2 separate regions of the Homo sapiens genome follow, and region 1 is linked to region 2. The links are chromatin loops, found by intact Hi-C in ENCODE. Cell type or tissue: HCT116. All regions are shown on one strand. Each heading gives the region's core, and the rest is flanking DNA. Links, peaks and the distances in the headings are about the cores only.

What was found. A loop is a pair of places that touch in the nucleus more often than their neighbours do. Peaks named below come from ENCODE experiments on the same cell type or tissue, not always from the same donor. Only the 100,000 strongest peaks of a DNase experiment are listed, where the experiment ranks them.
Region 1: it touches region 2 in a loop (7-fold over the local background); 36 of 110 quality-filtered maps call a loop at or near these places.

Annotation. Positions count from the first base shown.
Region 1 is chr15:57,864,208-57,868,605 of GRCh38, reverse strand. No RefSeq gene overlaps it. Among named protein-coding and RNA genes, the nearest start is that of POLR2M, 160 kb to the right of the region's middle. In HCT116, for the core only: CTCF peaks have their summits at 2,250 (motif pointing left) and 3,115; a DNase peak (open chromatin) is centred at 2,265.
Region 2 is chr15:58,181,096-58,185,493 of GRCh38, reverse strand. It overlaps AQP9 (aquaporin 9), which reads right to left. Exons shown (of 6, transcript NM_020980.5): 6 at 1-1,533. The coding sequence ends at 1,359. Among named protein-coding and RNA genes, the nearest start is that of AQP9, 45 kb to the right of the region's middle. RefSeq lists a silencer at 1-44. In HCT116, for the core only: CTCF peaks have their summits at 2,552 and 2,754 (motif pointing right); a DNase peak (open chromatin) is centred at 2,723.

The DNA of each region.
Region 1 (4,398 bases), core at 256-4,255, 320 kb after region 2:
GCAGGATTTGGGCGGGGCCAAATAAGGGAATAAAAGTTGGCCACCAGGTCCAGTTCCTGAAACCCACTCGCATAGGCTTCCACGTTGTGGAAGCTTTGTTCTTTCGCTCTTCACAATAAGTCTTGCTGCTGCTGACTCTTTGGGTGTGCTCTACCTTTAAGAGCTGTAATGCTCACTGCGAAGGTCTGTGGCTTCACTCCTGAAGTCAAGCAAGACCACAAACCCACCAGAAGGAAGGAAGTCCGGGCACACCATCTTTAAGAACTGTAACACTCACCACAGGGTCCGTGTTTTCATTCTTGAAGTCAGCGAGACCAAGAACCCACAGGAAGGAACCAATTCCAGACACACCACTAATGAGTTGTAGGAACTTGGGAGAGTCATTTAATCTCTCTGTGCCTTGGTTTTCTCCTTTACAAAACGTTACATAGTAAGAACCTAGTAAGTGTGAGGTCTCACTGTTGTACTGGCCATTCACACTTTCCCTCCCCTATCAGACCTTAGGCTCTCAGGGCAGGAGCCACAGCTTACTGCGGTATGAGCCTTCTAGCCTGCAGTGGATGCATTTCCCACAGCACACACGCCATCGTTTTTTGTGGGATAGCTGAGTGTTTCACAGAGCCAACCCGATAGCCCTCCAGAGGACCGGCCTGCAATCCCAAAACTTCATCCTGAGAGCCGCAGCTCTGAAAGCCGTGTTTGCGGGGGAGTCTGAGAGCATCTCTCAGGTGCCACAAACTCATTTTAAGGTGAAGTAACCAAACACACCAGTGTCTAGGTAAGACCCCACTTCAGGTGTGGATAAAAGGAAGATGCCTTGTTCTAGAAGAACTTGTGGTGGGAATCACCGCCCACAGTTCAGCCTTCCGCAGTCTTGAGGCGGCAGCACCACCTTTTGCCCCCTGCTGAGGCACGGAGACCACCTGCAGACATGGAGGTTGTGAAGGGGGAGAAGCCTGCAAGGTTTCCTGGGGGAATTATTCCTGGCGATGGGAGTCCCACCGTGGGGTCCCTTTTGCTTCCGTTGCAGGGTAGCAGAGAAGGGAGAGGGTAAAGAAAGGAGCTCCTCTCATTCTCCCTACAGACCCACCGCACCATGTAATCTCTCCTTCCCTTTGGAGGTGAAAACAACAAGAGCACAGGGAATATGCAGAGGACGTCACAGGATGTGCCCATCAGAGAGATGAGCTTTGGAGACTTCCAAGCAAGTGGACTTTGAATACGGTCACAGGGCCCTGGGCTGTGAACCCAGCATCTCAGAATAGGCTTTACTTACACAGTGGTCCCCCAGCGAGGCTGTTCAGGAGCTGCTTATCACCAGTGCATGAGGAGGTAAGTTCAGGAATTTAAAATGTGTATTTAGAAAATCTAATGGCAGTTTGACAAACTAACTTTATTCTTGAATCAAATAATAAAAAAAATTAGGACTTATGGTTAAACTGTTGTGCAAATTGGCTGCTAAGGTGCACAAGAGAACCTTCTGGATGATGGAAAAGCTCTGTATCTTGTTACTGTTTGAGGTTAGACAAGTATATGCATTTCTGAAGATTCTTTTTTGAATAGTACATTTAAGATCTGTGCATTTCACAGTATGTGAAGTATGCCTCAAAAAAAAAAATTCGTAAAAATATTGAAACCTGGCTGGCCACAGTGGTTCACGCATGTAATCCCAGCACTTTGGGAGGTCAAGGTGGGCGGATCACTCAAAGCCAGGGAGTTCGAGACCGTTCTGGCCAACATGGTGAAACCATGTCTCTACTAAAGTAAAAAAAAAAAAAAAAAAAAAAAAATTGAAACATCGTCCGTGATATGTATACTGAACTGTCCAGGGGTGAAGTGCACTAATGTCAGCAACTTACTTTAAGTTCATAAAAAAACAAAAAAAAACAAAAAACAAAAAAAAAACCAAACTTGGATTAATGGATAGAAACACGGATCAATAAATAATAAAGCAAATATAACAAAATGCTAATGGTAGGATCCAGGTGGTGGGTATATTGGTGTTCACTGTACAAAGCAATTATTTCGACTTTTTATATATTTTACAATGTTCACAGTAACACTGTTGGAGAAAATCAGGCCTTGTATTTTCTATGTCTTTATTGTGTCTTTCTAGTAACTTTTATTGCATTTTTAAAAAGTAATGGTCTGTAAAAGCTTAGGGGAAAAACCTGGTTCTTGGACACGGATAGTTTGCAAAACAGTCTAGAACCCAACAGAAAAGCCTGAAGCCCAAAGTCTCCACAGAGCCCCCTGGCGCCCAGGGGCCTTAGTGCAACCTTTTTGATCTAATGGCAGATGTAAAAACGCTCTGTGAAAGTCAGTGAGGTTGGGGTCCCTTTCTCCACTGGCCTCAGGAGGAAAGGAGGGACAGGACATAGGTTAATGGAGTGGATCAAGTCCTGCCGTGATCAGAGATAAAATTCCAGAGACCCTCTGACCGGATCTAAGAGTGGTTCCCCAATTTGGCTGTGAATGAAAAGTATCTCAGAGCTTTAAAAAAAAAAAGTAGAGATTTCTGATCTAGTCCAGATATTCAAAATCAGAATCCCTAAAGGGTAGAACTCGGTAGTGTGTGGGGGGGTGTATGTGTAACAAATTGGCCTGGGGGTTCTCACGCAGCTAGGCCACACTGGTGAGGTCTGAGAACCACTGCCAGAGAAAAGGTGACCAGCGTAGATCAGAATCTCATTTTGCTTTAATTTTAAATTAGATCAGAGGTTCTCAAATGGGAGGGTGCATCAGAACCACAAAGGGATTGTAAAAATACAGATTGCTTGGCCTCATCCCCAGAATTTGTTTCAGAAGGTGTAGCATGAGCTCCAAAAGCGTGCAAGTCTAATAAAGTTCTCAGGCAATGCCGATGCTGCTGACTGAGGGGTACACTTTGAGATCACTGCTTTTGTTCAATGGCTACAACTGAAATGGGCCTTTTTGCCAGATTCTCAACTGGAGGTCTAGGCCTGTGCTATGCTGTTCAGTATAGGGGCCACTAGCCACATGTGGCTCTGTAACTTCCAAGTGAAATTAATTAAAATTGAATAAACTTGAACATTTAGTACTTCAGCCATGGTACCCACATTCCAGGTGCTCAGCATTCACTGGTGGCTGGTGGCTCCCCTAGTGGACAACATAGGTCAGAACATTTCCATCATCATGGAAGGTTCTGTTGGGGGGCACCTTTGCTCATTTCTTCAGGTATCATCACCCTTCCATGTCGATCAGCCTTTTGCTTAGACACGAGATTTCACAAAACCAACCAAGCACGTCTATGGCTTTACACACAGAGGTTTCATTTTATTATTTAAAAGTTTCTTTGAGGACCTACTATGGAAAACTACTGTGCTACGTGCTGTGTGAGCCACAAAGATCGATGGAACAATATCTTTACCTTCAAGTAAGCTTATAAACAAGTTACGAAGACACCTGTACACTTTATACCTATTGAGATTTTACTAGAAAACTCTGCCCACTAAGTGCCACCATTCAAAACATAGTAAAGCAATTACCAACCAATCAGAAATGGTTCCAGTCCCAAGCAGAAGGGCTGGTTACTCCCACAAATTAATAGAGTAATAGTGGCTAGCATCAACTGGGCCCTCACCGCGAGCCTGAATAGTGCACTAAGCCTTTGAAATGAATGGGGATGGTATCAGTGCTCACCTCACAGCCCTGCACTTAAACATGTCACATAGAAGGCACTGGAAATCTCCAAAGTGTCAATTTGAGCACCTTTTCTAAAAAATGACCGGCACTCAGGTCTTGCGGGGAGAGGTAGAAAAAGACAGGGAAGATCTATATTGTTATTCAGTTCTGAGAAAACTTTGAAATGTTCTGACTTTCCTTTGTCAATTTTACAAAAGTTTTCCTAATTTCCACTTAATCATCCACTCTTTTATTTGGCAGCATTCTCCTGAAACTTTGGTTTGAGGGCCACACAGGAGATTCAATGTGAAAACTCCCATAGTACTCCTTCCTCTCAGCTTCTACCTTAACTAGTTTGGGTTTGTTGTCATTCAAAACTAATTAAACAGAGGTTAATTTTCAGAATTGGCAGCTCTTAGGTAATTTTAGAAGCTCAATTTTACTTAAAAAAAAAAAAACTCTATGTGTGGGCTTCACATTACAAAACTACATGCAGGGGGATCATTGGTTGTGGTAATAGAAACTCAGAGGGGAAGTAGGCATCAAAGGAATATAAATACATTAAATCTCTTTCTCACAGACACACAAAACAATTTTCTTTTCAAATGCCAAGAGAAGTAATGTAATGATCTGGATATTGCAGGTACCAAATTCCTGCTCTTGAAGAAAGGGATGGATGGAACATTTTTGTCTGAAAAATGACCACAAGGATCAAATCCCCTGGATAATTCCTCCTCTTCATTTCCCTTTGCC
Region 2 (4,398 bases), core at 334-4,333:
AGCAAATGAAAGTTATGATTAAATTGCTACCACTTTCCTTCATCTGTACTCAGTAAGTGTGGGAATAGACCCAGACAATGAGGGTCTTTGTATCTTAAGATTGAGGAACATTTTGTCCAGAGGTGTACATATTCTAGAAGCTGCCAATTCCACTTCTGGCTAGCAAGGAAGATTTGGCAAAGATTGTCAGCCAGCTACTGATCTTCTGAAAGGTAGAGGAATGCATTAGATAACATTCAACTTTCAGTGTGCTCTTGGACAACTCAACTTATCTTCCCTAAGATTTTGTTTCTTTATCTGAAAAATGGGCAATGTGGCATTTGCCTCACATAGTCATTATGAGGATTAAATTAGATAATGGGTGTGAAAGTGCCTTGTGAATTGTTAAGCCCAATAAGGTAATATCTTTTTGGAGACCTCCCACTCTGAAGATTCAGCTAGACCAGGATCCAGTGGCTTTCAGTTTTGGCTTCTAGGGCATGTGTAAAATAATGGACAAGCACAGTCGTTGATATAACTTGTCAAATGTCTGTTCTCAAGTGGGCAATTAGGAAAATACATTTGAGCTAAAAAGACAGAGTGATGTATTTTTCATGACTGAGGTTACAATGGTATTTTAGGTTATTATATACTAAAGACCAGGAAATTAATTGGTGTCCTCTAAAATGCAGGAGAGCAAGAGATTAATCTGATAAATGGTTTCCATTAAAAATTCCATTTGGCTTCTCAAATTCATCTTGTCTCCTGCAGTTTCTGAATGCCACAATGTCCTCCCCTTGTGCCTTCCAGCTGCATTCTCTTGCTCCCTACACCACTAGGTTTGGAGAATATCAGTATTTATACAAATCCAGTAGCATAGCGGGAACTGGAAGCTTAACCCATTAGCTCCCTAATTCATGAATATGTTGACTGAAACCATAGTTTTGTCTTTCAATTTAGGGTTTGGTTGGTACTCAGAATGTAATCTTTGTCGATACTGAAGAAAAGGGTTTTGGTGACACCATTTCATACAGATAGTGCAGCTGAAACCACCCAAATGGGACTATCGTCAAGATGCCGAGTTATTAGTGCTTACCTAGCAAGAATTCCCATCGAGGATGAAATAAACAGGGCAGGAGAGAAGGCTGTTTCAGGGGACAGTCAGCGTTATTCTGGGGGGTGGGGGTGGGGGACAATGGTAGAGAAGTGGTCATTGTTTCCAAACTTTTATGCAGATGCTTTTCCAATTAGATGTCCCATATGGCTAGCAGACAAAACTGGGTGGATTCCACCTCAGGCTTACAAGAACACAGACACTTAGATGCCATCTTTCTGAAGAGAATCCCAAACTGACTGCAAATCCAGAGCTGAGCATGCCACTACATGATGACACTGAGTTCATATTTCTCTGGTTTGTCCTCAGATTGTTCTGTCTTAAAGACTGAGTCAGGCTCTGGATGGTGGATTTCAATGACAAGAACATAGATGAGGCCTCCAATGACAGCACCAACCAAAGGGCCCACTACAGGAATCCACCAGAAGTTGTTTCCAGCTCTGAAATCAAACAAGAAATTAGTGATACATTTCTTGGCCTTCCTCCTGGTATTACTGTCTAGTTTTTCACTCACTTGTTAGTCTTTCTCACACTCATGGTTCCCTCTTAACTCAGCAAGAGCTAAGTATAAGGGGGGCTCAGTGCAGCATGGCAACTGCCATCCTTGACTTTCCACTACACCTGATTTCAGATGATCTATTTAATTGTCCTACTAATATTTGTGAGATATTATGTCTTATTTATTTTCTTTTTATAAAATATAGTGCCTGAGCCCATCGTTAAGATTGAGGGCCCCTAAGAAAGTTCAGGTCAATTATTCAGAATTGCCTTTCCCTCATCCTGAAATAATGATTCCTGTGGATTACAAGCAGAATGTGGAGAGATTCCTGGGCATCATTAGTGTATGAGGACAATCAAACTAATCAATCAGGAAATGTTTTTCAATGAATGAATGAATTTTTAAAAAATCTAAGGTGGATGTGTGAATTGCCTTCTAAATATAATTTAAATCAGTACTTATTTTTTAAGATCTTAGCTTGAGGCTACCCTCTGATAAGGCTGTCATGCCATGGCTCTCTCTCTTCCAGAAATCCTCAATGTTAGTACATTACAGCAAAGCTATAGTTCTGGGGAAAAGCAGGTATCTTTGTGAGTTGTCACCATCTTCTTTGGAGAGAGAAAATCCATGTAAATAATTTCTTAGAAAGGATCAGGAAAGCAAACAAATTATACAGTATATTGTTTAAGGATATATACATTTAAGATAAAAGTATTTTTAAAAAGCAGGGGAATGGAAAACACAAAACTTCAGGATAAATGCAGAGGGGATGGGAGACAAGAGGAGTACCCAGAGGCATGTAAGAATTTCAGTGTTCTAGTTGGATTCTAGAAGGACCCATAGCTTTTCTTTTCATCATTATGCTGAATAACTACACATATGTTCCATGTGGCCTTTTGTATATCTCAAACTTTGATTAGAAAGAACGATAAAGGAAATAAGCAGGACACAAGAACCCTGTCCTAGAATCCAGGAAACTAAGTCTAATCTCAAGATTATCTAGAAGGTCTTTGAGCAAATCAAACCCCCATTCCCCATCGTGAGCTCCATTTCCTTCATCTGCATGGTCCCTTCCACCTGGGGCACCTAAGTGGTCTCCGAAGTCCTCCATTGCCCTTGCAGGGTTGATGGAAGAGCACTGAGCCTGAGCATGGCAGCCACCAGATGTCACTCTTACCACACGGCAGCGAGGATGCTGTACTCGGCCGCCCTCACAGTGCCCTTCCCCAGGCCCCAAATCCAGATGGATTTTTCTAGGGGAGGCACATGGAGGGTGGCTGCCTCTCCCGTTTGGCTGTAAAGACTTGAAGTCTTCTCTAGAGGTCAAAACATGAAGGGAGTATAAGCTACCTGTTGGGTCCATCATTTCCTTTTATGGCAAATTTCTTCCTGTCATTTAGCAGATGAAGGTCCAAGATATCAGCCAGGGTACACGTCCTCTTCACTGGCTGGATGCTTTTTATTTTATCAGATTGGACATGTTGTATCAGGTTCACAAGTCACAAATGGAGGCGCTCAGATGTGGTTACCTGCCTAGCCTAGTCCTATATGCACACAAATAGTGATCATTTGCACACTATGATTCGGGAGATGCCAGGAACATGTGTATGTTAACTGTCTAAAGGACCATCTTTAGGGATTCAATACTTTGGGCCAACTATTTGAAAAATTTAATAATACTCCTGAGAGCTTTCACTGATTAAGTCATTAACAATGTGAATAAGTGGAGAGAAATTTGATGGGAAACATCTTAACATTTAAAGGAAAAACCAAGAGTCTTTGGCCAGGGTCTGTTGACTCTTGCCCTCATCAAACCCTCTGGCATCTCGCTGTACCTGCCATCATTCCACTGCTTGCCGTTCAGGAGTACATGGGGACCTGGGAACAAGGTAGCCTTGTTTTTTTTCTAAGACCTTAGGTGTAGGTCCAAGCTAGGATATCTACTGAGGGATTTCCCTTGAATATAGAACTCTGAGGAAATGAGACACTCTAAGAACACTTTGGAAGCCTGTTGTCCCTCAAAGGTTTTGGGGAGAAATTTTTGGTTGAGGATTACCAGCCAACCCTGCTCTTTCCTAATGGGTTTCTACTTCCCCACTCTCTCCTTTTTCAATCAGTCTTATAGGATGATGCCAGATTAATTTTGCTAAATTGACATTCTAAACCTGCCAAACTTCTGCCCCAAATACTTTGCTACTCCCTATAACCTACAAAACAGGGAGCAGAAGAAAAGCCAAAATTCTCATTCTGGGAGTCCAGGTCCTCTATGATCTGACAACGGCCCTTTCCAACTTTCTTTCTGCACCCTTCCAGCTAGACTAGATCACTTGTGATTTTAACATTGTGTCTTTGAATAACGGTTCTCTCTGCCTGAGATAACCCCTCTGTTGCTTGTTTAAGCATATCCAAATACTATAAATGTTCCCACTTCCACTCCCATAATTCTTAAATTTGGAGCTGTAGACCTCTAAACTCCTGGAGTTAATTAGTCAAATCTCTTTAATGGCACTTGACTGCTTCAACCTTGTGTAAGAGCTTCTGGAATAACCTCTTAAGTAGAATATAAACACAACAGTGAAGGACAGAAACTAGGTCTTATCATCTTTAGTGGAGAGCCTTGAGTAAGATATCAAGTAGCTGCATGAATGAATAAATGACTCCATGGAAGGGAAAAGATCCTGATGCTAGCTAAGGACATGGGACATTAGGTGATTCCAACATTTTCCTTCACGTGAGTTCTCCTAACATATACTTAACAGAGCAAAGGGACATTGGGCAAGATCTCCATCTGTTTTGGAACCACCAT